3 separate regions of the Mus musculus genome follow, and all the other regions are linked to region 1. A link is a loop called in an ENCODE intact Hi-C map of the cell type or tissue named here. Cell type or tissue: heart. All regions are shown on one strand.

The links. Hi-C counts contacts between places; a loop is a spot of excess contacts. Peaks named below come from ENCODE experiments on the same cell type or tissue, not always from the same donor. Only the 100,000 strongest peaks of a DNase experiment are listed, where the experiment ranks them.
Region 2: it touches region 1 in a loop (2.4-fold over the local background); 4 of 42 quality-filtered maps call a loop at or near these places.
Region 3: a loop joins it to region 1, with 2.0 times the contacts of the local background. A loop is called at or near these places in 5 of 42 quality-filtered maps.

Annotation. Positions count from the first base shown.
Region 1 is chr7:135,848,863-135,856,862 of GRCm38, forward strand. 6330420H09Rik (RIKEN cDNA 6330420H09 gene) reads left to right here and starts at 5,257. Exons shown (of 2, transcript NR_166518.1): 1 at 5,257-5,328; 2 at 6,042-7,114. In heart, a CTCF peak has its summit at 4,755; no DNase peak of the experiment used is centred here; H3K4me3 peaks cover 729 bases; H3K27ac peaks cover 384 bases; H3K27me3 peaks cover 4,983 bases.
Region 2 is chr7:135,944,149-135,952,148 of GRCm38, forward strand. No RefSeq gene overlaps it. Among named protein-coding and RNA genes, the nearest start is that of 6330420H09Rik, 94 kb to the left of the region's middle. In heart, a CTCF peak has its summit at 3,291; no DNase peak of the experiment used is centred here.
Region 3 is chr7:135,933,860-135,941,859 of GRCm38, forward strand. No RefSeq gene overlaps it. Among named protein-coding and RNA genes, the nearest start is that of 6330420H09Rik, 84 kb to the left of the region's middle. In heart, no CTCF peak of the experiment used is centred here; no DNase peak of the experiment used is centred here.

The sequences.
Region 1 (8,000 bases):
GCCAGATGCCAGTAAAGCAGACATGTGTACCTTCCGATAGCAGTTCCTAACCACCTACTGTGCGCTAACGGTGGGGAAGAGACACATGGGCTCTGCCCATTTTGAATTCACAGTTGATTGGGAGAGCTGGGAAGTGAAATAAGGAAGGGTGGCACAGAAAACCACCAGTTGTGGTTTGCACAGTGAAAGGAAAACCACGGGAGTGTGGAGGAGAGAAAGCCCTCACTGCAGAGGTCCTTGGAGGGCCATGGGAAATGGAAGCCGTTAGGTCTACAGTGTCTCTGCTAAGTATTCAGGGCATCTCAGCTCCACTGGGGCTGAAGAGAGCCTAGGGGGAGGAGATGAGCCCTAGAGTTGTCAGAGTATGAAGCTTAGTGGGTGCAGCCAGCCCTGAAGCCTCTCTCTCTCTGTGTGTGTGTGTGTGTGTGTGTGTGTGTGTGTGTGTGTTTGTCAGATGTCCATGGTCAGTACTGGCCAGCTAGTCCTTGCTTGTCTCTGCCCCTGTAACTGGTCCCTGCCTGGGGTGTCAGTGCTCATATTGATCTAGTCCTTCTCCCAGGAACCTTCCTACTGAGATGCTGTCCTCTCTCCTCTTCTCCTCCCTTTCTGAACTTGGAGACGACCTACAACACCCACTGTTCTATCTATGCCCAGATTGCCCAAGCTCCTACCTTGTCCCTAGAAGGGTTATTGGCCTGCATTCTTAGAGTTTCAAGCTTAGACATTTGGATTTAGGCTTTAAATGTTGGGTAATTGGGGATAAGGGATAGAGAAATCTAAAATGTCTTCATCTTATAAGTAAATTTTGGGGACTAGAGAAGATGGCTCAGTGGTCAATGATACTTGTCCCTGCCCAGCACCCTCATGACAGTATATAGCCACCTGTAACTACAGTCCCAAAGGCTCTGACATCCTCTTCTGGCACCCATGGGTGCTGCATACATGTGGTGCTCAGACATACAAGTAAGCAAAACACCCACACACTCAAATAAATAAATAAATAAATTTTATGAAAAATTGCCTCTAATAAGATTAAAGACTTAAAAATTAATATAAAGCCCTTCACAGTCATGAACTTGCAAAAATTAAATAGAACCAGGGCGGAGCAGTGGTGGTATATGCCTTTAATCCCAGCACTTGGGAGGCAGAGGCAGGCAGATTTCTGAGTTCAAGGCCAGCATGGTCTACAGAGTGAATTCCAGGATAGCCAGGGCTACACAGAGAAACCCTGTCTTGAAAAACCCAAACAGAACCAGGGCTAGAGAGAGGGCTCAGTGGTTAAGGGCTCTCTTATCGGTCTTGTAGAAGACCAGCGTTTAGTTTTCTGCACTCACATGGGGTAGCTCACAACTTCCTAGAACTCCAGCTCCAGGGAATCTAATGTCTTCTTCTGGCCTCTGTGCACACCAGCATGTACATGTGCATACTCGTACAGAGACAGACGGACAGATGGATGGGCAGACAGAAACAAATTCCCTTCTTCTCTCCTTTCCTCTCCCCACTTACGCTCTGTATTTTCCCATCCAGCAAATTTGGGGACTGCCTGTGTATGATGTTGGCAGGTGCCGGGGAGGCCACCGTAACAGATGTATTTCCTCATCTCCACAAAACACAGCCATCTCATTCATGAGACGGAGGGACACACATCAGCCTCCTAGATGATACCTAGCTGATGTTTGCTTGTGCTCAGGGGGAGCCCCTGGTGTAACTTGCTTTGGGGTGCAGAGGAAGAAGCCACCCCAGGGGTGCAGAAGTCTGATCTGGAGCTTGAGAACTCTATGGGATTTCACCAGAAGGGCGAGAAGGGGAGCGCGCTCCACGCTCTGGATCAGGAAGCCCCGTGGCCAGGTGCAGAGGAGGGTGGGGCCTGTGTAACAGGGCAATGCAAAGCATTTCTTGAGTCTTCCTGCATAATCATCACTCATACCGAGTCTAGTGCTGAACATTCTCAAAGCTTTTCAAGGAACTTCGACCTTCACCAGCCTCTCCTATGTTATTGGCCAACTGAGTGACAATTTTATAAACAACGCCAACATATTTAAGTGTTCTCAGTCTTTGCCATGAAGGGAGTGTGATCCTAAGAGAAGGGGGGGGGGGATGACTCAGAGGCAGGGACTCTGGAGGCACCTGCCAGCTCGTCTTTTTATGTTTGAGGAATGCCCATCAGTGGCCGCATTTGAGGCATCCTCACATTAGGCAGGAGGTATCCTGAGACTATTTTTTTATACAGTAAAGGTTTGTGGGTACTCCTGACAGAAGTATATCAAGCCATCCCATCGTCTTGGAGGAAATTTGTGCCTAGAAAGGGAAACAGACACAATTACTAACCTTAAGGAAGAATTTAGTATTCTCATATTAGACCTTTCAAGATCTGTACTAAAACTTTCTTGGGATCTCCAAAAGTAATATTTTCATTTTAGCTCACATTAAAAAAATATCAGTGCTGGGGAGATGGCTCTGTGAGTAAAGTGCTTAATGTACAGGTTTGGGTTCTTATCCCAGCATCTGTGTGAAAGCGAGGTTTAAAGGTAGTGGTGGTGGTGGTGGTAGTGGTGGTGGTGGTGGTGGTGGTGATGGTGGTGGTGATGGTGTGTGTGTGTGTGTATGTGTGTGTGTGTATGCAGATGTGTGTGAGTGTGCAGGAATATGTGTGCAGGTCTGTGTGAATGTGTGTGTGTATGTGTGAGTATGTGAGAGTATGTGTGAGTAGGTAAGCATGTGTGTATGTGTGAGTGTGTATGTATGTATATGTGTGTGAGTATGTATGTGAGTGTGTGTGCATGTGTGTATGTGTATCTGTATATCAGAGAGAGAGAGAGAGAGAGAGAGAGAGAGAGAGTAAAAAAGAGGGCCAGTAGAGGAAGCCAAACTCTTTATGACAATCCATTCCTATTCAGTCTTGAGAGAACTAACCCTATCTCTGGAGAGGATCATTAATCCATCATGAGGGAAGGCTCCTCAATTCATGAACCCAAATGAGTTTTAAAGACTCCATTGCCTCATGCTCTCACACTGGGGAATTAAGCCTCCATGTGAATTTTGGCAGGGACAAACCATATCCTGACCACAGCACATGGCTTCGTTTATCTAACCCTAACTTCATTTTTTGGGGGGACCCAAGAAGAAGGTAAGATGCAGGAGACAGGGAGTCACTGGGGTCCCAAGGAGGCATCTATAGAAGAGACCTTTTATTTAGGGGCATAGTAGACATTTACTAAAAAGGAGGGTCATACTGACACAAAACTTCTTCCTAAACATGTGTGTGTGTGTGTGTTCAAGAATGAAAGCTCATTTTTACCCAGTACCCATAAGGCTATTCAAACTCACCCTGCAACAAGCATCAGGCTCTCCTGGGTATCAGGTCCTGTGGTCACAGAGATGCCAGAGTGCATTCAAAGACTAGGGAAAGAGAAGGGCAAGTGCTTACTTGCTTGCAGAGACTCACACAGATTTTATCGAGCTGGGTTCTAATCTGTAGGATATGTGTAGCCTTGGTCTCTGTGGTCCCTCTTCCCTGATCCCAATGGGCCTGGCAGCTGTGTACATTCTGAGCTGTACCTGGTTCTCACACAAGCCTGGAATGACACATTCCTCCACACGGGATGGGACACCCACAGAGAAGCCTTTTAAATCCCCTGCTGTGACACAAAAGCAACAAAAGAAAAGAAAAGAAAAGGGAGACCAGCCTTAAAGGTCTCTCCCCCATTCTGCAGGTCCTTAGTGGCTGAGTCTTTGACATTTTCCTACAAGCAAAACTTATGACCACAGTGAAGGTCTCCTCCCTTTCCAGACTCAAGCTTCCATCTGAAGAATTTCTCAGCTCATGCTGGGTTTTCTGGCTGAACTAAGAGCTGCCTGAGACATCGTGGGTTTAGTCACTGCCACCCGTTCTAGCCTCCATGAAGACACCAAGGTCATGGGCCAGGTCTCCTCTGGGCTGGCTGAAGACCACAGGGGACAGAGACGAGCCACATTAATGAATGCCCATTACACACTGCTCAGGGGAGTTTGGGTATCAGAACAGGTTATTAACCAATTTCTGAGCTATGAGACTTCATTTTTGGTGTTAAGACAGAAAATACAAAATATTGCCCAACTGCAACAGGCTTGCACATGCAGTTAAAATGATAACTTCTAAGAGATATAAAGGTTTTGCACACAGAGTTTGTACCTGGGATCCATTTGAGCAAATATAGGTAAGGACATTCTTAAGAGGAAGGTTTGCTCTGCCTTGCCAGTTTCAGCATCTTTTGGAATGGGGCTTTCAAATTGAGTCAGTATAGACCTGGCCTCTGGCCACGCGGGTGGAATTGTGGGAAATAAGATCCCTGGAGAAAGGCCTGTCTGAGTTCATTTCTGGACACTACAACCAAGGTCTTTAGAATAGCAAGGGGGTCTTTCACAGTTAAGGGGAGACTCCCTCTTGCACAGGCCTGGGCCTCCACAAGGGAGCATGGTTACTCTCTCTCATGTGGGGTTTCAAGCAGGAACCATGCCCCACACCTCAAAGGCTGGACCAGCATGTGGACCCTAGGTGTCACAGGCATTGGGAATTCATGATGGCTGTATTTTTGAAGCAAGTTGCATCCGAGAGTCCTATGATCAGCAAACTGTCCTTGCCCCTCCCTCTTCAAGTAGACCCCAGCAGGGACAGCCCCGGGTCCTGCTAGCTTGCACCAAACTATGCCTGCCTCTGTGATCACCACCCGGGCTGCCAGGGCGCCTTTCCATCGGTTAATTAGAAGCCAAGTCGGTGGAGCCCCCCGCCCGCCGCCGCCCGCTCTGCCCGCCAGGGGCGCCCTCCCCGCTGCCCGCCGGCCCTTTGATCGCCCGCGGCCCGAGGCCCGCAGCTCGCAGCCCACACTGTGGCGGGCAGGTGGCGGCAGCGGGGCGCGGCGAGCTCAGGCGCACCGGTCCCCGGGCCGCGGCGCGCTCCCCGCCACGCCACACATCAAGGCCCGGCCGGCCGGCGGGCGCCTTCATTAGCAGCCTGAAATTATAATATTATGTTAAAGAACAAAGCTGCTCCCCAGAAAAATATGTGCTGCATATCTGACAAAGATAAATTGGATTATTCAAAATATTCTTGATGAAATGTTACATTTTGCAACTAATTATCAATCTGTTTTATCTGTAGACCAGCTGGGCATTTTTGTGCATGCAAGACCGGCCTCCGCAATGATCTTAAGATGTCACTGCGGCGTTTACATCTTTTATTTCAAGGTTTAAATAACTGGGAAGTAGCTAATGTAATTCACTGCTGAGAAGAAAGGCAAGCTTCTTGATTCCTTTCCAAAGCCATCTCTTCCTAATGAACTTCTTTGGACTGTGAGTAATGAGGCTTTATTCAAATAATGTTTAAGGAAGGCTCTGTCAGTGTAATCTTGGGGAAAAAAAGGAGGGGGGCAATGTTTAATACATTTAAAACATCTCTATTCATAGCGTATTAGCCCCCACCAGCCCACAACAGCACTTACCGGTGAAGACACTTGCTCTTGCCCGTGGGAGCTTCAACTTGCAGGCAGGTTTGCCCTCTTCTGCTGCACAAAGTGAAGACCACAGCCAGATCTTCTAGTACCGAGGGGCCTGAGAAACAGATGCGGCATTCTACATTTGTCCCTCCACCCCTAATTTTTTTCTATCTGGTTTTATCTTGGGGATTGTGCCGATATAGTTTAATTGAGTTGTGGGCATTCCCCCCGCCCCCCTCTGGTTTGAGACGGCAGTTGATTCTAGGTTGTTCACGTTTTCCTTGGATATTGGTAGCTAGAAAAGGCACTTGGTCTGCTTGTATGGGGACCGCAGTCACTCCCTACCTTCCAGGTAGCAAATGTATTTTGAGTGACCTTGTGTGACTGTGGACTCGCTCTCTCGCACAGATGTACTTTCTGACCCACCTGGCCTTTCAGTTGTAACTCAGAGACTAACGGAATCTTCCTGATTGGTGCTTTAGACTTTGGGTGTTTTTGTTTTTTGTTTTTTTGTTTGTTTGCTTGTTTTTTGTTTTCCGGGTTTTTGTATGTTTTGTTTTGTTTTTTCAGCTTTCTTTTGGCCAAGCTCCACGGAGAAGGCAAGGCTTCCCACTGTATGGATGAGGAACCGGAAGCCAAAGAAAGGGGATGCTGGGCTGTGCTCAGTGATACCCCGAGGATACCCAAGGGGCCTCAAAGGAGACACAGCCGGCACTGACACATGTTCTGAGCGCCCCACTTAGCAAAGGATGAAAGATGGAGTTGTAACCGCTGGGAGAAACATGTGGGGGACCTGTCACTGTGTGGATTTCCCTTCTCAGCTGAAAGGTCTTCAAAGTGCCTGTGAGGAGCATGCCAAGGAAAATCAACAGCCATTCTCCCACCGAAATGACAGAGCAGGCATCCTTCTTGCTCTCCTAATTGATATCATTGTGACTGCTTTTCCATAAAATTATCCCCAGACAGGTTCTCAGAGCTGTCACCAAGCCATTTGAAATTTTGCATGAAGCACGTCTCTGTATGTGTTGCCTCTCTGCATGACTTCTTTCTTTTCCTTCTTTGGGCCTGGCTTTTACAAAATGTCTTTTGTACTCTTCACAGAAGAGAATAACTTCTGACCTCACTGTCTGCCTGGGTCTGATCCCTGGGCATTTCATTTGGCAATCCCAGGGTAACAGTCGAATGATAAGATGTAAAGGTTTTAAGAAATGAGTCTTGGACTTCCCTGAGTCCAGTGAGAAAGGGATTTTTCTTTGTTTTAAAGTACTCTTTCCTCCTCAGATGTTTCTTTGGTGGATTCTTGGATATCTGGAGCTCTGCTGAGCTCCCTCCTTCTTGGTTTCCTGCTCCCAACAAATAATAATTATTATTTTTTCCATACAAAGTGACTTTGGGGTTGTCCTTATCTGATGCTGAAGTTCCAAAATGCCCAGTATGGCACACGCTTGAGATCTCAGCACTTGGGAGGTGAAGCAGGAGTTCAAGGTACTTAGGAAGCTCAGTACCAGCCTGGGTTATTTGAGGCCCTGTCTCAAAACAAAAACAAAAACTGAAACAGTTCCCTCCATAATGAATGCATAGGCGACAAAAGAATACAGTTCTACATGGTGGTATGATCCACAGAATAAAAATATCAGATCCTGTTGCTGTTTCTAATATCATTCCTAATCTAAATATAATTTAAATTTTGGAAGCCACCAAATACCTTTTGTTTTCTTTAGTACTAAAGGGTAGGTGCCGGGGCTGGGGAGATGGCTCAGCAGTTAAGAACATTTGTTGCTTTTGAAAAGGACCTAGGTTCATTTCCCAGAACTCTGAAATCTGACAATCCCTTCTGCACCCCCCCCCCCGTACCTACATACACATGGAACAAGTACATATCCACAGGCACACACACACACACACACACACACAAGAGAAATTAAAATAAATCTTAAAACCAGAAGTGTATATGTGTGTACATGTGCAAATTAATTACCTGTCTGAACAATACGTGGTGTAGAAAAATACTAGAAGTCCTCTGACTCCATTGACAGTGATATCCATATCTTTGTCCACCGGACAGCCACTCTTGTCCTGTGTGCGTAAGGAGCTAGTGCTGTCTTTAGGTCTCAGTGATACTTGGGAAGGTTCTTTAAATGTCAGAACTCAGGGTTTCAGGGTCACAACCTTTTCTGTAAAGACACCGACAAAAGCCAGGCTTAGGGACACAGACAGCGGGCGGCAAGAAGATCAGGATTTCCAGTCCACTGTGAGCTGTAGAGTAAGCTCCAGGAAGACAGTTTGGGCTACATGAGATCCTGTCTTTCAAAAGAAAAAGAAAAAAAAAAAAAAAAGAAAAAAAGAGCAAGTCCCTTGGGTTCTCGGGCTCCACTATTGCTGCTGTCTCAGCTCCAACTACTCAATTCATATGTTGGCAAGAGAAGGCTTCCATCAGCAACATTTGATAAATGAACGTGCCTGTGTTCCTACCAAACTTTATTTATGGACACTGAAATTTGAATTTCATATATGAAATTTCATGTGTCA
Region 2 (8,000 bases), 95 kb after region 1:
TAATCTCTTTGGACCAGAAAGCAGAAAGTGGTTAAGGGAAAGTAGGGCTGGGTTATAAAAGTCAAGGTACTCTCCCAGTGATCCTCTTCCTGTAGCAAGACACCCCCCCCCCAGCCCCTATGCCTCTAAAAGGATTTATGACCAATCAAGGTAGTGTCATCACTTGGGGACCAAATGTTGAAATACATGAAACTATAACACCTTGTAAGTTGAGGCCTCTTATTCCAACATACCATCTGAATGCCTGCATGGCCTAGGTATGGGGGAGATGGACAAGAAAATATAACTTACTCTCAGGCAGAAGAAACATGGCCGGGAAACTAACTCCTAAACACACTGCATTTTCAACTGCAGAGTCAGAGATGGTGCTTCTGGACTCTCAGAAGGGTTTCACAAATTGGCTCAGAGCTGACAGCACCTAACTGAAGGCTATGGCTTCTAAGGACACATCACAGGGACGTGTGTGTTAACTGTGAAGAATTTGCCTCTGCCAACCATACTTTCCTCACTGCTGTGACAAAAGCAAGCTAAGGAGGGAAGAAAGAGTTCGTTTTGATTTATGGTTCAAAGGCCTGTCCATCATGGGAGGAGAGCCATGACCACAGGAGCATGAGGCAGCTGGTCATATTCCATCCACAGCCAGAAGCAGAGAGAGATGGATGCTGGTACTCAGCTTGCTTTCCTGCCTTTCATTATTATTTAGTTAGGGATCCCTATTGCATGGAAGGGCATCCTGGCTAGTTTTAATTGTCAGCTTGACACAACCAAGAATCATTTGGGAAGAGAGTCTTAATTAGAAACTATTTAGATTAGGTTAGCCTTTGGGCACATCTGTGGGAAACTGTCTTGATTTTGGTACAGGAACTCATACCATGGTGACTGGTCTAGGAAAGGGATCCAGAGAAGTATAAGAAAGAAGAAAACAGAGAGTAAGCAAGGATGCATTTGCTCTCTGCTCTTGGCTAAGGGTGTGATGTGACCAGCGGCTTGAGTTTCTGCCTTGGCTTCCATGGAAACAATGGACCAAAACTTGGAATTGTAAGACAAATAAATACTTTCCTTAAATATGTTACTTTTTGTCAGGAAGTTTGTCACAACAGCAGACACACAACCAGAAGACAGATGTCACCACTTTCAGGTGGGTCTTCCCTCCTCAGGAGAATCCTTTCAGAAGGCCATGCAGACAAACCCAGATATGTTTCTCCATGGTGATTCTAAATCCAGTCAAACTGACAATGAAGATTAACTATTATACTAAGGATACATTTGACCAACTCATTTGGCCTTCTTCATATCAACCTTTAGGGAAAGAAGCTGTTGGTAGCAAGTGAGCAGGTCTGGAATGACAAAGAGCCAACCTTCAAATGGCTTATGAGAGCATCAATGGGTAATTTTCAAATGTAGCAATCCTGGGAAGATGCTAAGGTGCCTATGTGTGGTCACCAGATGAGGTGTTCACCAGAGCATCACTAAGGGTCATCTGGGGGTGGGGGTGTGGGTAGGGTGTCAAGGTTAAATGGAAGGAGACAAGGAGTCAAAGATGGCAGATTTAGATGTCAAGGCTATGCGCTTCTGAGCCTGCTCACACTCTAGGGCAGGGTCAATTAACAATCAAAAGAATTTCCTGTAGACATGCTCACAGACTAATCTGATCTAGGCAGACTTTCAGTTAAGACTCCCTTCTCAGGCAATTCTACATTGTGTTAACTGTCTGCTCAAACCAACCAGCACACACATCTAAGGGTAACGTAAGCTGTAATGAACCAAGTCTAGTCTTGAAAAGGCAGTACTTTAATCCATGAAAGTGAGGAATTCTTGAACTGGCAGTGCTTGATATACTCAGTTTGGGCTGGAACTTTTACTATTTCTCAAAATGAATGAAACACCCCTTCTTGAGGGATGGGTCTGCAGCACCCTTCTTGAGGGGTGGGTCATGAAATCATGGAAGGATGGTATCCAGGTTAGGAGGAATGAAGTCAGCACCCTCTAGGCTTGCCTGTGACTGTCAGGAACCACAGGAAGAGAGTATTGCTTTCTAAGAACAGGCACATTTGTCAAGACTCAAAGCCATTCTCCACCATCTGGAGTGATTCATCTCTCTCTGAGTAACTCAGTGGTGTCACGTCCTCATGCCTGCCATTTTTCCTGCCAATTTCAGTGAGTAAGGCTGTGTCCCCACAACCCACCGGGACCAGAGACCACAGGGCCTCCAGTCAGATTCTGTTTGGCCTCATGATGGAGCCAAGCAAATGTAAATCCATTGTGTCAAGTTTCAATCCCTTCCTATGCTGGCTGAGAATCTGCACTTGGCTTGCTAAGCTGTGCTGGAAAGAACAGGTGTCTCCGCAGAGCAGCGGGAATCACTGTATTTGTTGACTCTACTTGGGTTTATTTAAAAATCTCTGCTGTATATGTGGGGAACTTGCCCAAGCTCGGGGCTTGGCTGCTGTGGCCTGCTGTGGCATGTTGTTGGAGTTCATCCATATAGACACCTGTGTGGTACAGCCCAGCTTGCGGGTTACAGTAGAGGGGCTAAGTGAGGCAGTACTAGCTGACTTTATAGATGCTCTCACTTGTCCTACATCACCAGAATTCCACTGACTATCATCACGTGAGTGTAAGATGTGTTTAAACTGCTAATGGACTGGGCCATTGACTTTAACGATATTCTCAATACTGCTTTGCCATCATTGTGCAACTAGTTCTTCGTGGAGATTACACTTGCTTCCTGGGATGGGTGGGAGCTACACGAGGGGGCTTAGGCAGATCATCATGACTGATACAGTGTTAGTCATCCAAGAGTAAGAGTGAAGCAGATGGCCCCTCGTGTACAACCAGATCATGAGGCCACTTTGATATTTTGTGGTTCTCTTGGGAGAAGATGCAGATGTATTGGAGGTGGATGGCACCAAGCTTCAGAACCATGGATGGTGACTGGACGAGGGCAGGCGGTAGATGCTCTCAATGGCAACCAAGACTTCCCAAGAAGTGATTCTTGCTGTTTCCAGACCAGCATTGTGGGCCTCCAGAGCTGTCAGGATGGGTGCTGGGCCCCAAGTTTGGCCCAGCAGAGTTTTTGTGTATCTAGAGCTTGGTAGGATACAGGAGATTTGGGGGATGTTGAGCTTGACACATCTGGAAGTGGGAGATCTGAAAGTTTTGGTTACAACTTGCATAAGCTTAAATTAGCTCAGGATAGTGGCTCCTGATCCTGGATATGGCTGCCTGGGTGAAGCTGCGGCTATCGGTACAGGGAGGAAAATCATCCTGAGACCTCTAGTGGAGGCATGAAACATACACTCTAACCTTTCTGGTCCCCTAGTTCTCCTGCAAGTACCCCTCATTGGATGACCTACATAGGACGCTAGAGGGTAAAGAGGCCAACTGATACACCCTGGCTGCTCTCCCTCCTTAGGCATAGATTGGGGTGCAGAGTGCTTATGAGGACACAGAGCAGATGATCAATTTAGTCCCTGACTGACAACTTCTTCAGCCTCAAGGCTTATGCAGAGCTGGGCTTCCCAGAAACTATCTCACTAAGGGGAATCAAGCAGATCACAGGGAGGGGAGAGGTAGCCTGAAGTTCTTGGTCCAGACACTGATTAGCTCTGGTTCCTGCAAGTCCCTAGATGCTAATTCCCTCATGTCAAAAATGAGAACAGTGATGGCCATTTCCCAAATCTCATGGAATCCACACAGGATCTGTGATGGAAGTGTGTGAAGAGGTGTCCCCAAACATAGAAGTCCCCTGTATAGTAGCAGTGTGGTTAAATAGACAGACAACTGCAGAGAAGGGAGATATTGCTGGAAACCATTCTCATCAGACAGGGCACCACACAGTGTGTAGCCTTACCAGTGTCAGACTCAGTCTGAGTCTAGAGGGTTGCATAAATAGTAAGGCTTAGTCTGCCACAGTTAGAGGGACCAAAGGACTAGGGTGGAACTCAGGGATAGGAGCAGTGAAGTAGTTGTCTGTCACTGGAGAGCAGGCACATTTGGCCAATAGCATGCACATTATCAACTGGTTGGTGAAACAGGACAATCACTGAGTTGCATAGTTTGGCACAGTTTCTGTCATATTAGTTTCTGTCACTTGGGGGCTGGGCACAGCTTAATTGTGTCTATTGCAAACCTTAATCTCAGTGTTATTAGTGCCAGAGTCATGCTTTCACCTGAAGGCCTAGCTGGGATGATTCTGTCCCGGGAGCATGTATTTGTGGGTAATGTTGTGTCCCTGCAGCTATAGGACTGGGTGCCTAGTTTCCCTTTGGTTATGGGCTAGAGGCTAGGTCCCTGACTCACACTTTTCTCCATGAGGTAGCCCAGCATCTAGCTTGCTTACTCAAAACCAGGAAGGGAACATCTCCTAGTGAGGGAGCTGTGCGGTCCACACAAGGCCTTCATTTTCAAGAGGAAAAGGCTTTGCTTCTCTAACCTCGATTGGTCAGGAGCAAGTCTCAAGCCTCACCTACAGTCCTGGGTCAGGTGAGGGACTGCACTGGAATGTGAAATCCAGATAGTGGGGAACATAGGTCCCTGAAGAGATTCCAAGACACAACATCAACTAAGGTCATTTTAAAACATGAAATAACAACATACCCAATATAACCTTTTGTGTGTGTATATCTTCCTATGTCTTATACAGTAAATGTTTTCTGTATTCTGTTCTTAAAAGAATAAAAAGAAATAAAGATTTTGGTTGCACAATAGGCTTGTAGACTTGAGGTATATTATTTCTTTAAGCTGTGGCATCAGAATCCAATTATGTTTCTGTAAGAAAAAGAGTGGTAGGGAAATCCCAGAAGTGCATTTGAGAAGCCCAGGGGGATTTTGCAGGCTTCAGCAAAAAGAGCAGCCCCCCCAGACCCCGAAACTTTATTCCTTAGAAATGGCTTTTGATGGGCAATCATCACAGGAAAGGAGAGGTTTTAATATTGTAAAAATATATACTTTTAAAGATTTCCAGCCCAATGATAACAGAAAAAGGTAGAAAATGAAAAGGCTCAAGTAACTTATGAAGTACAACTTATATCCATGTGCCTTGGATATTGGTATGAAAAATACTACTTCAGACCATAAATCTCACTGTAGAAAATTCTAACAATGCCAAAACATTAGATAATAGCATTTATGTTTTAAGATGCCAAAATGGGATCATGACCAAGTTGAGTTCTGGATCATGACACCTTCCACATTGAACATAACATACAAAAACCACTTGGATGTGACACCCCAGAGGAGCCCAAGAATGTGTTTGGTTGGTAACTATATATCTTGCTAGCTGTTTCAGGGCTGATTTTTACACCCCTGTCCGTATGTTTTTATGTAACTAGACACCGCTGCGATTAATTAAGCCTCCAATATTTTCAATGTTGGGTAAATGTCTGAAATCAGACATTTCCATTATTTTCTCATGTCCTCGTCCCAGGCACCTGTGAGTTGCACAAGTTAAACACATCCACTGTGACAAATAAGAGAAGAGAAACAGTAGGTCCCTCTCCATGTGCCACAAATAATTTAATTCTTTACATTTTACCCGCTTGCGTGGGTAAAGCTCTGTACCTCGCACAGAAAACCCTCCAGGCTCTCCTTTCTGGATATTCTTGTGCGTATACTCATGTATACACAGATGCACACACAGTGAGCATCCATGCGTGTGCTAATGCAGATGCAGGCCAGAAGTCATCCTCAACTATTCTTCCTTATGCACTGTTCACCTTGTTTGTTTGTTTGTTTGTTTTTGAGTCACCTTGTTTTTATTTCCTTGGAAATTACCAAGTAGGCCAGGCTGATTGGTCACCGTGCTCTAGGGGTCGGCTTGTCAGTCTTCTCAGTGCTGAGATTTATTTTGGTTCCATGGTTCTTGGGAAGACAATGGGCAATGCCTTCGTTCTTATCAGGGAGGGGAATTAGAGAACAACAGGAAGTAGCCAAGGACTGGCCCTTGTGGCCTACTTCCTACAGCCAGGCCCCACCTCCCAGGTTCCATAGGATCATCAGGGGGTGACTAAGTCTTCAACCCTTGAGCCTGAGGGTCACTTCAAACCATAATTGCACTACAGTCTCTGTAATTTTCCCAGTGATTCACTCATGCACTGAAGGCCTCCCCAAAGGGAGAGAATCTTTCAGTGCCTTTGGAGTCCTTGTGATCACGTTCAGTTTCCCCACAGCATGCTGAAGCTTTTTGTTTTATTAGGGGGTTGGGGGTGGGGACCATCTTGACCTTTCCCAACGGTGGGAACTAGTACTGGCCTGTTGATTTTGTCTTGAAATTCCTTATTCATGATGCCTTCCCATCTTTCCTATTTGACAGTTTTCCATTTGCTTCAGGGACTCTGAGCAGATGTGCGAGGCCTTCCCAGAGTACTCAAGCTCTGAGCTGACTCCTGTGAGCTGCCCACCATTGTTTACTTAGTTGTATTCTGCTTGTTTCTTGTCCTTTTCCTTGCTCACTCAGACTTGCTGGTCTCATCCACTGACTCTTCGGTGTGCACCCGACTGCTAAGTGTGTCTATTGTGTTACATTTTCGGTTCCTGCATTTTTGTTTCTAGATGCTCTTTCAGTCCCCCTTCTGCCTACTGTCTCTTGCAATATTCTGTCTCCTTCACATTATCAAGCATGTACTTCACCTCTTAACCCTAGCACTCAAGGTGTCTGATCATCTGTCACTGGTGCCTGGGATTGCCGCATAGCAAAGGGGTGACCTTTGAGCATTTACCTTAAAGCACTGTACTTCTTTGACATTCTGGAAAGGTTCGGGCCATCTTTCAGTTCCATCAGGTCCCAGCTCAATCTACCCCTTTAAACTGGAGCCTCCCAACCAAAAGACCCCATAAGCCTGGAGATCATCTTCTGACCAAGGATTTCCTGAGACCACAGCTTCTGAGTGCCTGGAATCTTTTTCTACCCATTGTCTTGTCTGATCAGTTCCAAGAGGTGCTTCCCTCTGGTACCTTGAGAATGAGGAGAGAGGAAAGGACTTTTTTGGTGTATATATTTGCCAAATCCAGGAATGTGGGATCAGCAAACAGCTTCAAGGTCCTGTGAGACTCTATTTCCACACAGACATTTTGGGGCTTCCTGGTACTGTTTGATTTCTCTGGTTTGTGTTTGTAATAAATTTTTATTGTTTTCAGTGACAGACTGCGTCACAGTAATTTAGCCATTGTTCTTGAACAGTCTTTATTTTCCTTATAACACCTGAACTCTGGGAATGACTATCTTTAATTTACAATGTATATTTAAAGCCTGCTGTTAATTATATGAAGCCTAAGACTTTTGACTTTCAGATGTGAGATGGAAATATGTTAATTAGTTTGAGGAATTTTTCATTCCTCCAGTGATTCTAAACCTTTGAAAGATAGACATTTAATCTAGCAGAAGAGAAATCAAAGGCCAACTGGACTCAGGACTTTACTTTTTTGATGGCACTGGGGATTAAATCATGGACCACAGACATGGCAAACAACTGGCCTACCTCCGTCCTATAGCTTTATTATTTAAATTTTTAAATTTTGAGATAGGATCTTATTAAATTGTATAGTCAGGACTTTAATTGGTAGCCCTCCTACTTCAGGTTGAGAGCCATTTGATGTGATACAGGGGACTAGACTAAAGTCCTCTGCAAGAGCAATAGTGCTCTTAAACACCAAGCCATTTCTTCAGCCCTAGAAAACAGCTCTTGTTTTAAAAAGTGCCAAGAGTTTCAGGAAGAGATCTCCATGGAGCAGAAGTTAGGGGGTCTGTGTTCAACATGTCTTTTTCCTCAAACTGCCTGTCTCTTCTCTGTGGGTCTCATTTCAATCACACCTAAGAGGAAGGCACTTGATCAAAGTATCAAAACCAGAAAAGGTCTGAGCTATCCCACAGCTTCCACGAGAGAGGGGCTATATTAGAACGAGGGCCTTGCTTGAGAGAGCAGAAGAGGAACAAGCTAATCAGAGAGGTTGAACGAGTGAGACAGAGAGCCACAGTGACAGGTGGCATGGGAAGAGGAAGA
Region 3 (8,000 bases), 85 kb after region 1:
AGCACCCCTAAGGTAGGTGGGGCTGGCAGGAAGAAGGTTCCCATTGAGAAAAGAGAGGAGGCAGAGAGCCTACTGAAGAGTGAGGAGTTACTGGTGTTTGTGACCATTGAGGGCACACCTTTTGACTGGGAAGATGGGCATAGAAATTTCATTTTAGTTCAACTTTGTTCACTGTTAAAATAATACCCAATAATAACTTGGAAACTGTTTCTTACTTGGAGTTCATTTTGGCTATTTCATTTTCTCTTCCTCTCTCCTTTTCCCTCTTCCTTTGAAGCAACATCTCTGTAGCACAGGCTAGCTTCAAACTCACAATCTTTCTCTGTCAGTCTTGTGAGTGTGGGGACTGCAGGTATGTGCTATCACACCCACCTACCCTCCTGCTCTATAATAATATCTGTGAATAGAAGCATTGAAATAATATGCTTTCTTCCTGAACATGAGAAAATGATTAAAAGCCTTGCTATGACTCTTATAAGCCACACACAGTTTCAGACAGCTGCAGAATTTCAGCAAGTTGACCATCCAGAAGTTACCTCTTTGCTATATATTTGCAGTAATTTCTAATGTGACATTGTCATGAGAACATGGGAAATGTGCCTCTTGGTAATGGTCATTATTTTTATTCTGAGGCATTTTCCATTACCAAATGATCACTATTGGCACAAAGGTACTCAGAAGTTCTCAAAGGCCATCTCCAGCTGCCAGCATTTTCTGCAACTCCTTAGCACTACATTTCCAGATTAACAATAATCTTTGCATCGATATGCCGCGCACGCTATCGTCTTGTCAGCAAGAACACACGCGGACAACCGGATCCTTCTGCAGCAATGCTTTATTATGCTAGCTTCAGCATGAAGAGGAAGACCCAGAGCCCCAAACAGGCGTTGCTTGTATACCCCTTAGAGCGGCGTGTCCACACCGCACTGATTGGCTGCTTGCTCATGATCCCATTGACACGCCCTGGGATGGGCTGTGACTTGGCGCCAATACTCTTTCACACATGCGCACAATGCTTGTTTACTGGAAAATTCCTGCAGGCGCAGAGGAAGCCGGCGCCATCTTGTAATGGTGGAAGCTATTGCGGCTCTCCACATTGATATATGTCATTGTTAGCTTCAGCTGTCAACTTAACACAAACCTGGAGTCCCCTGGGAGGAGGGACCCTCAAATAAGGAAGTGCCTATATCAGATTAGCTTGGAAACCACATATTGCTAATTGATGTGCCCAGCCCACTATGGGTGGTACCATCCTTAGGCTCTGGTCTTGAGCTGTATAGGAAATCTAGATGGGTAAGCCAGAAGTAGCAAGCTAGTAGCCAGCATTCCTCCATGGTTTCTTCTTTAAGCTCCTGTCTTGAGTTTCTGCTTGATGGACTGCAGCCTCTAAGATGAAATAAATCCTTTCCTCTCCAAGTGACTTTTGGTTATGGTGTTTATAGAAAAACAAAAAGCAGGCTAGAACAGTATGTGTATGCTTAATCTTAATGAGCACTTCCTTGACTGATAGCTAACGGGAACAATGACCCCTAGGTCTGGAACATCCTGCCTTAGCTCTGAATTCTTTAACCAGGAAGTAGAGTTGGCCCTTGATGTCCCTTGTGGGACTCAGTGCTGAGCACATATTGATGGAAAACACAAGTGGAAGTCATTTTCTAATTAAAAAAAACCAGCAAGAATGTTGAAAAAGTCATAAAGAATCATTAAAAATCAATAATAAACATAAATCTGAGTATAGACAAATATAGATATACATATATACCTTAAATGAAAATTTCCTGTCTGGGTTGACAATTCTCCTTCCAAGAGTCAAAGATGATCTAACAAAAACAGATATGAGGATCCTTCCTTTGAATTGTTGGTCAGGCTTTCCCAAAAGACTCCTGAAACAGTACTGGCTATTGCTATTGGCCTTGGTTTCCCAACAGAGGTAGAAGTCCCTTGGGCTGAAGATAGCATATACTTCAGATACTGGGTCCAGAGGCCACTTTGCTGGAACTGACTTGAAAGCTTCCTCCCTGAGGACTACCTCTCATGGTACTATCTCTTATGACTCCAGAAGGCAAACTTCAAAAGGAGGGAAGCAGCCATCAGTCTACCTAGCTATGACATCTATCAACCACAAGAGTGACTTGCTTAGTATCAGAAAGGGTACAGCAGTGGCATGCATACCTTGGTGGTAACTCAGAGCTCTATAATGGGCTTAAGACCTGCCTAACAAGGGGGAAATTATGCTTGGTACTGGAAATCTAGCCAGCTACCCAGCGGTAGTAAAGTTATGGATTTTGGAAGAGAACTTATAGCCACCAATTTATGAGACCAGATTATCCCTATCTAATTCTAAATGTTTGTCATTATATATCCAGGTAAGTTTACTATTCTTTGTGTGTGTGTGTGAGAGAGAGAGAGAGGTAGGGGGAGAGGGAGAGAGAGAGGGAGAGGTAGGGGGAGAGGGAGAGGGGGAGAGGGAGAGGGGGAGAGGGGGATGGGGGAGAAGAGAGAGAGAGGGAGAGGGAGGGAGAGGGAGAGGGAGGAGAGAGAGAGAGAGAGAGCGAGAGAGAGAGAGAGAGAGAGAGAGAGAGAGAGAGAGAGAGAGAGAGAGAGAGAGAACAGTATAGAAAACAAAATGCAGAGTTGTGGAGCCCAGTACCAAGTGGTACATCTATAATACATCTCTCACACCTAAGACTCAGGGGTCATTGCAAAAAAAGAGGAGGGAAGATTTTAACAGCCAAAGGATCGGGTTGATTGTGTCTCCTACAAATGTTGGAAGCTATACCCATAAGCTCTTACCAATGTGATTGCCTAAACATACAGTGTGCGAATAATTCCCAGTACTCTGTGTCCTTGACAACACTTGGCTTTGTCTCACATTTATTTTATCATTGGTGTTTTGCAAGTAGGTGCATGCGTTTCCATGTAGACTTGGTGGAACACAACAATAAATATCAAGATTATATGAGGCCTATGGTATCTGTGAACCTGTGTGCCAGGAGCAAATGTCAGATCTCTGGAGCAGGTCAAAGCAGCGAGGCCAAGGACAATCCCTCTGGACAGGAAACAGAGCTTTCTGGCTTGAGATTTCTAGGATGATATGATCAAGTCTACACTGAATATGTTTAAGACACTGCTGGCTAAACTGGCATTAAGTCAGGGTGCTAGCAAGAGATAAGGTGCACACTCAGGTGTTGTAGTAAAGATACTGTACAAACAGGTATGGACAAGGAATAAGGAATTCAGAGGCAGAATATCACTTTCCTTGAGGAGATAATAGTGAGGCAGGTATTTACATAACCAGGAAGTTGTTATCTGTATGATAAGGTCCCCCAACAGTACAGTCTACCAGCCCAGAAGACCTGGCAAAGCTAGAGCTGGAGCCATGCTTGTTTCTATCTGACTTTACCTGCCTTGTGACTTGGATCACCTTTCAATGGCTCATTGAATGATCCCATGGGAAGCCCAAGGGCAGGTTCATGCATTGATTTAGTCCAACCCAAGTTCATCCCCTTCTGCAACATGAATGCAGAAAAGGGTTGAGAGTGGGCAGTATCTGGCTCACACTAGGATGAGCTGAAGTGCACCACTTCTTCCCAAGGTTCACTGTAAAACCTGTGACTCACCGTACCATAAATCCAGTCCTGTGAAAGCATGTCTTCCTAAGCATCATTAACTTCTACCAACTCACAGAGAATCCTTCACTACCAGAACACACAGATGGATGATAATATGGCCTGGGTCTCAGATCATTAGTTCTTGGCGGGGTCACTTCCCTCCACCATGAACTTGGTCTGAATCTTGCTTGATTCTGGGTTCTGAGTGCCCGTTGTGGTCTATGCTATCTACCAGAGCATGACTGCTAATAGAAGGATGGAGAGTGAGTCAAAGAGGAATAGCATAGTTCTAGGGATGACAAATTGTAAAATATTGCAGAGAGTGTTCAAGTAATAATTAATAAAGCTAGACAGCAGATGAGTTAGAAATCACCCAGGAAAGATGAAAAGTCTCTGAAAGTTTTTTTTTTCCAGAGACCTTTCTAAGCAGAAAAAGGTGCAGTTCTCACTCAGACAGTGAGCACATACCACAGTGATGGGCCAAAGCCATGTCTGTCATGACTAGTTGCTTCTGTAGAGCTGTCTGGTGAGGCCATTTGGTGATCTTGACTTGTCTGGCATGCCAACATTCTTCCTCTACCATCCTTTCTTGCCATGGTGTGCAGCAGCTCCTTTAATAAAGATAGGTGTGGGTCTGGACAGTACCAGGCACTGCATACTCTCCCATTTCTAGGTGTGGTCTAAGTGATGTTTCCTGCTTCTCTGCAGTGGCTGGATTCTGTTCTGGAAGGGATGGACCACCCCTTTCACCCACATTCACATACCAGGTCTTATAGCTCACTTGTGATATAGTTTGACTGATTTCCACCCCCCCCCCCTCCCCAAACAGGAACAGATATGGTCTGAGGGAAACCATAGCCTGGTCAAATGATGTAACCTTCTGACACAATTGACTTCTCCTATGACAGGCTGGTTTTTAAGTAGTCCAATGGATGCTGACAGTGAGACCTTAGAAAGCCAGTGCAGTCTTTGAGATGTGAAGGCCCAGCTGAACACGCTGTGTTCAAATAAAGCAGAACTCAACTCAATTCAACCATGTTCCTCCGCAGACCTCATTCAGTCCAACAGTGATGCCCAGTAGTGACCTTAGCTGGAAGGCAAGTTAAATTGAATAAAGCGGAGAGAAAGACTTAAATTCCTCCTACCCAGGAGGATGGCTCCCGAGAGGACTGTGTAGCATGCATTTTTGGGCTGTTCGTTTTTGGTAATTGGCGTTCATGTATGTTTGATTTTTATTTTTGTCATTGTCTTGAAGCTTCTCTTTCTCTCAAGGCTGATTCTTTTTGGAAGGATTAAGCCAGGTTTGTTGTTTTGAGCTCCAGAGAGTACCCTGGAGAGGCTGAGTCAAACAAATGCTGTATTTTTTTTGCCACTGGTGAGTTTTGGCTTCTAGGACAGGAGCTAAGTCAGAATGATACAGGGCGAGGGTGGGGCTGCAGAGGCCTTGGGCTCAGGCCTTCATTGATATTCTGCTGGTGCTCTGGGTGGACACAGGCTCTCTCCTAGCCAGGATGGCTCAATCTGTCTTCTTGTTCTAACCTGTGGTGTTTATCTGCTTTTCAACTCAGTTGGGTTGCAGCTTCTGAGCCATCCGCCTGCTAATCCTTCTATAGTGATGAAATGCAAACTGAGTTGTCTTTGATGTATTAGAGGCATAGTAACAGTTTTCCTGAAGCCAAAGTCTTCCCAAAACTCATCACCAGGGAGGTTGCTCTTGGGAGTGGTGGGGACCATGGTGGAGCCTGGCTGGGATACTTAGTGTTTCTCTACACTGGTCCATTCCTTATAAAATCAGATTGCCAGGGTTATTCCCTTGAGGCTCCAGAAGAGGAGAGGAGGATTTTAAAATTTTGAATCAGAAAAGAAAGTTAGAAAGCAATTAGTATGCACTAATTAATAATAATAATAACAACAACAATAACATTTTTGAATTGCTGCCTAGTTAGAGAGTGGCTTCCGGCTCTTTGCCAAAAGTTCTGTGTATGGCGGCTGCCTTTCAAGGTGCCATGCATCTGTTTTCAGATCTGACGGTGGTGGTGTGTTTTGAAACAGCTAATTGCTGGCTTTGTTTATTGAGGAAATTTTAGAGCCTCACTCAGGCATCTAATTTCACACAGCATCTGCTGTCAGTGTCACCAATGCAAGTTTCAGAGAAGAGAGCAAGAAGTAAACAGAGAAAATGAAAATGAAATAAGCCAGGGCTGTGGAGGGACAACGGAGTTGCACGGGGCTGGTCAGAGCCTGCAAGCTATCCTTCCCATCATCAAATGTGTGTCATATTTTGCCAAGTATCCTGGGCTGGCACACCTGCCATCCCCACCTGTGACCATTTTCTCCCCTGTTTTGCACTAACTAATCAGTCCTAAGATGCTGGCTTCTCTTCTTTCCTCCTTCATAGTGGGCTCGCAGACCTTGCTTCCAGCAGCACCGGTGAAGAAACAAGCTCTCCCAGAGTGGAAGGACAGAGTAAACCTCTATCACTATTGACAAGGATAATATGTGTCTGTCTTGGAAATGGTTTTTAAAAATATGAAAGCTCATAAAACTCAGTGCCTCTGAAGTTCTGGGGTCCGAGTCAGACTTTCCATGGGCTGCTGTTAAGAATGTGAAATTGTGTCCAACTTTCTAAAGAACAATGCACGCATGGAACCTCATTCTCTCACTTCTGTGAAGCCACCCCAGGAAAGTGATCAGGGTCTAATAAGGAAGGGAAGCAAAACCCAGGTCAGCTGAATGGAACTGTAAAGAAATGTCTGTGGAAAAGGGGTTCACTCCAGCATGAACACCCTTCTGTCAAAGAAAGACACCCAAATGTCCAGTAAAAGGCAAATAACCACATCAGAGTACTATCTAGCCATTGGAAATGACATTTACTGAGTTTCCAATGGGACAACTACATTGATCACATGACAAGTGAAAATAAAAGATACAAAGTCATACATGCTACATGGTCTCAAGATATATATGGGTGAAGAGAAAGATTATGAAATTACAGATGATTTTTCGGTTGTCTTTGATAGTTCTCTTCAAAGTTTGCACAATGAACACGCATTACATACCTTGGTGTTTATGAGTGCTAGTTAGACAACTTTTTAAAATCTACATGAAGGCAAGAAATAGGCTTCAAAAAGATCCTGACATCCCAGATAGTATGCAAGACGGTGCAGTCTTCTACGCAGTCCTCTGCATCATCTTCAGGCCTACATTGGTAGTAGGTTGTATTGATTTCCTTATTGGCATGATGGCTTCTCATTTGCTGTTTGTTGCACAAACAACTTAAGGGGAAAAAAGTGTCTACCTTGGCTCACAGTTCTACGGAATCCAGCCCATCATAGTGGGCATGCAAGGTGGTAGGGGCATGGGGCAGCTCATGTTACATCCTCAATCAGGAAGCAGAGATACATGAGTGCTGTTACTCGGTTCTCCACATCCTCAATCAGGAAGCAGAAATACATGAGTGCTGTTACTTGGTTCTCCTTTCCTTCCTTAGTCAGTCTAGGGCCCAGCTTATAGAATGGAACTTTCCATATTTAGGGGGTGTCTCCTCATCTCAATCAATCCAGTTTAAAAGAAAAATCTCTAACTGACAATTGCAGAGGTTTCTTTCCATGATGATTCTGAACCATATTACTTTGAAAAATCAAGAAGGAGTCAAAGTATAGTCTTTCTTAGAGAGGGTCATTCTGTGTCCAAGGGGCCTTGTGATGCACAGTTAGTGCTTTTTATATATAAGGAATGTATGGGACGTGGAGAGACACTGTTGTGTCTCGTTGTTAGAGGGCACCCACTGTGAGCTTAGTAAACAGCATGAGGATCTAGAGAGACAGCTAGGGCACTTGGGGGAGTTCTGAGTGGCAAGAAGGGCAAAAGCAAGAATAGAAAGAGGCAGCTGTGTGCAACAGTAAAATAATCTAAACAATAACCCTGGACAATGTCTGGGCATTGTGAACTGTGAGATCACATTGGTTCAGTTTAGTATAGTACAGTGATTGAAAGAAGGCTTTAGTGTAGGTGCTCTGGGATGCAAGAGACCCATGATTTGGAGTGTGATGTAAAACTGACATTTAAGGACAAGCAACATCAATTCTACCCAGGTTAGAAATGCTGAATCTTGAGTCAAGACTCATCTTGGGCTGAGAGCATCCAAATCTGTTGCTGACAAGTTTCCAGGCCAATTTTGGGGTATACATATTGCAAAGAGGTTGAGTTTTATCCTGTCATTGATCTGATCCAGTCAGTGGAGGCAGAGAGGCACATCACCTTCCTAGGACGTTGTCAGAGTGTTAAATCTCTACCCCAATAAAAACTCAACCCTGGCTTTCATAAGTCACGGTGTTGGCTCCACTGAAGGCTGAACTCTCAAAGTTCTGAGTTGGCTAATTGAGCAAT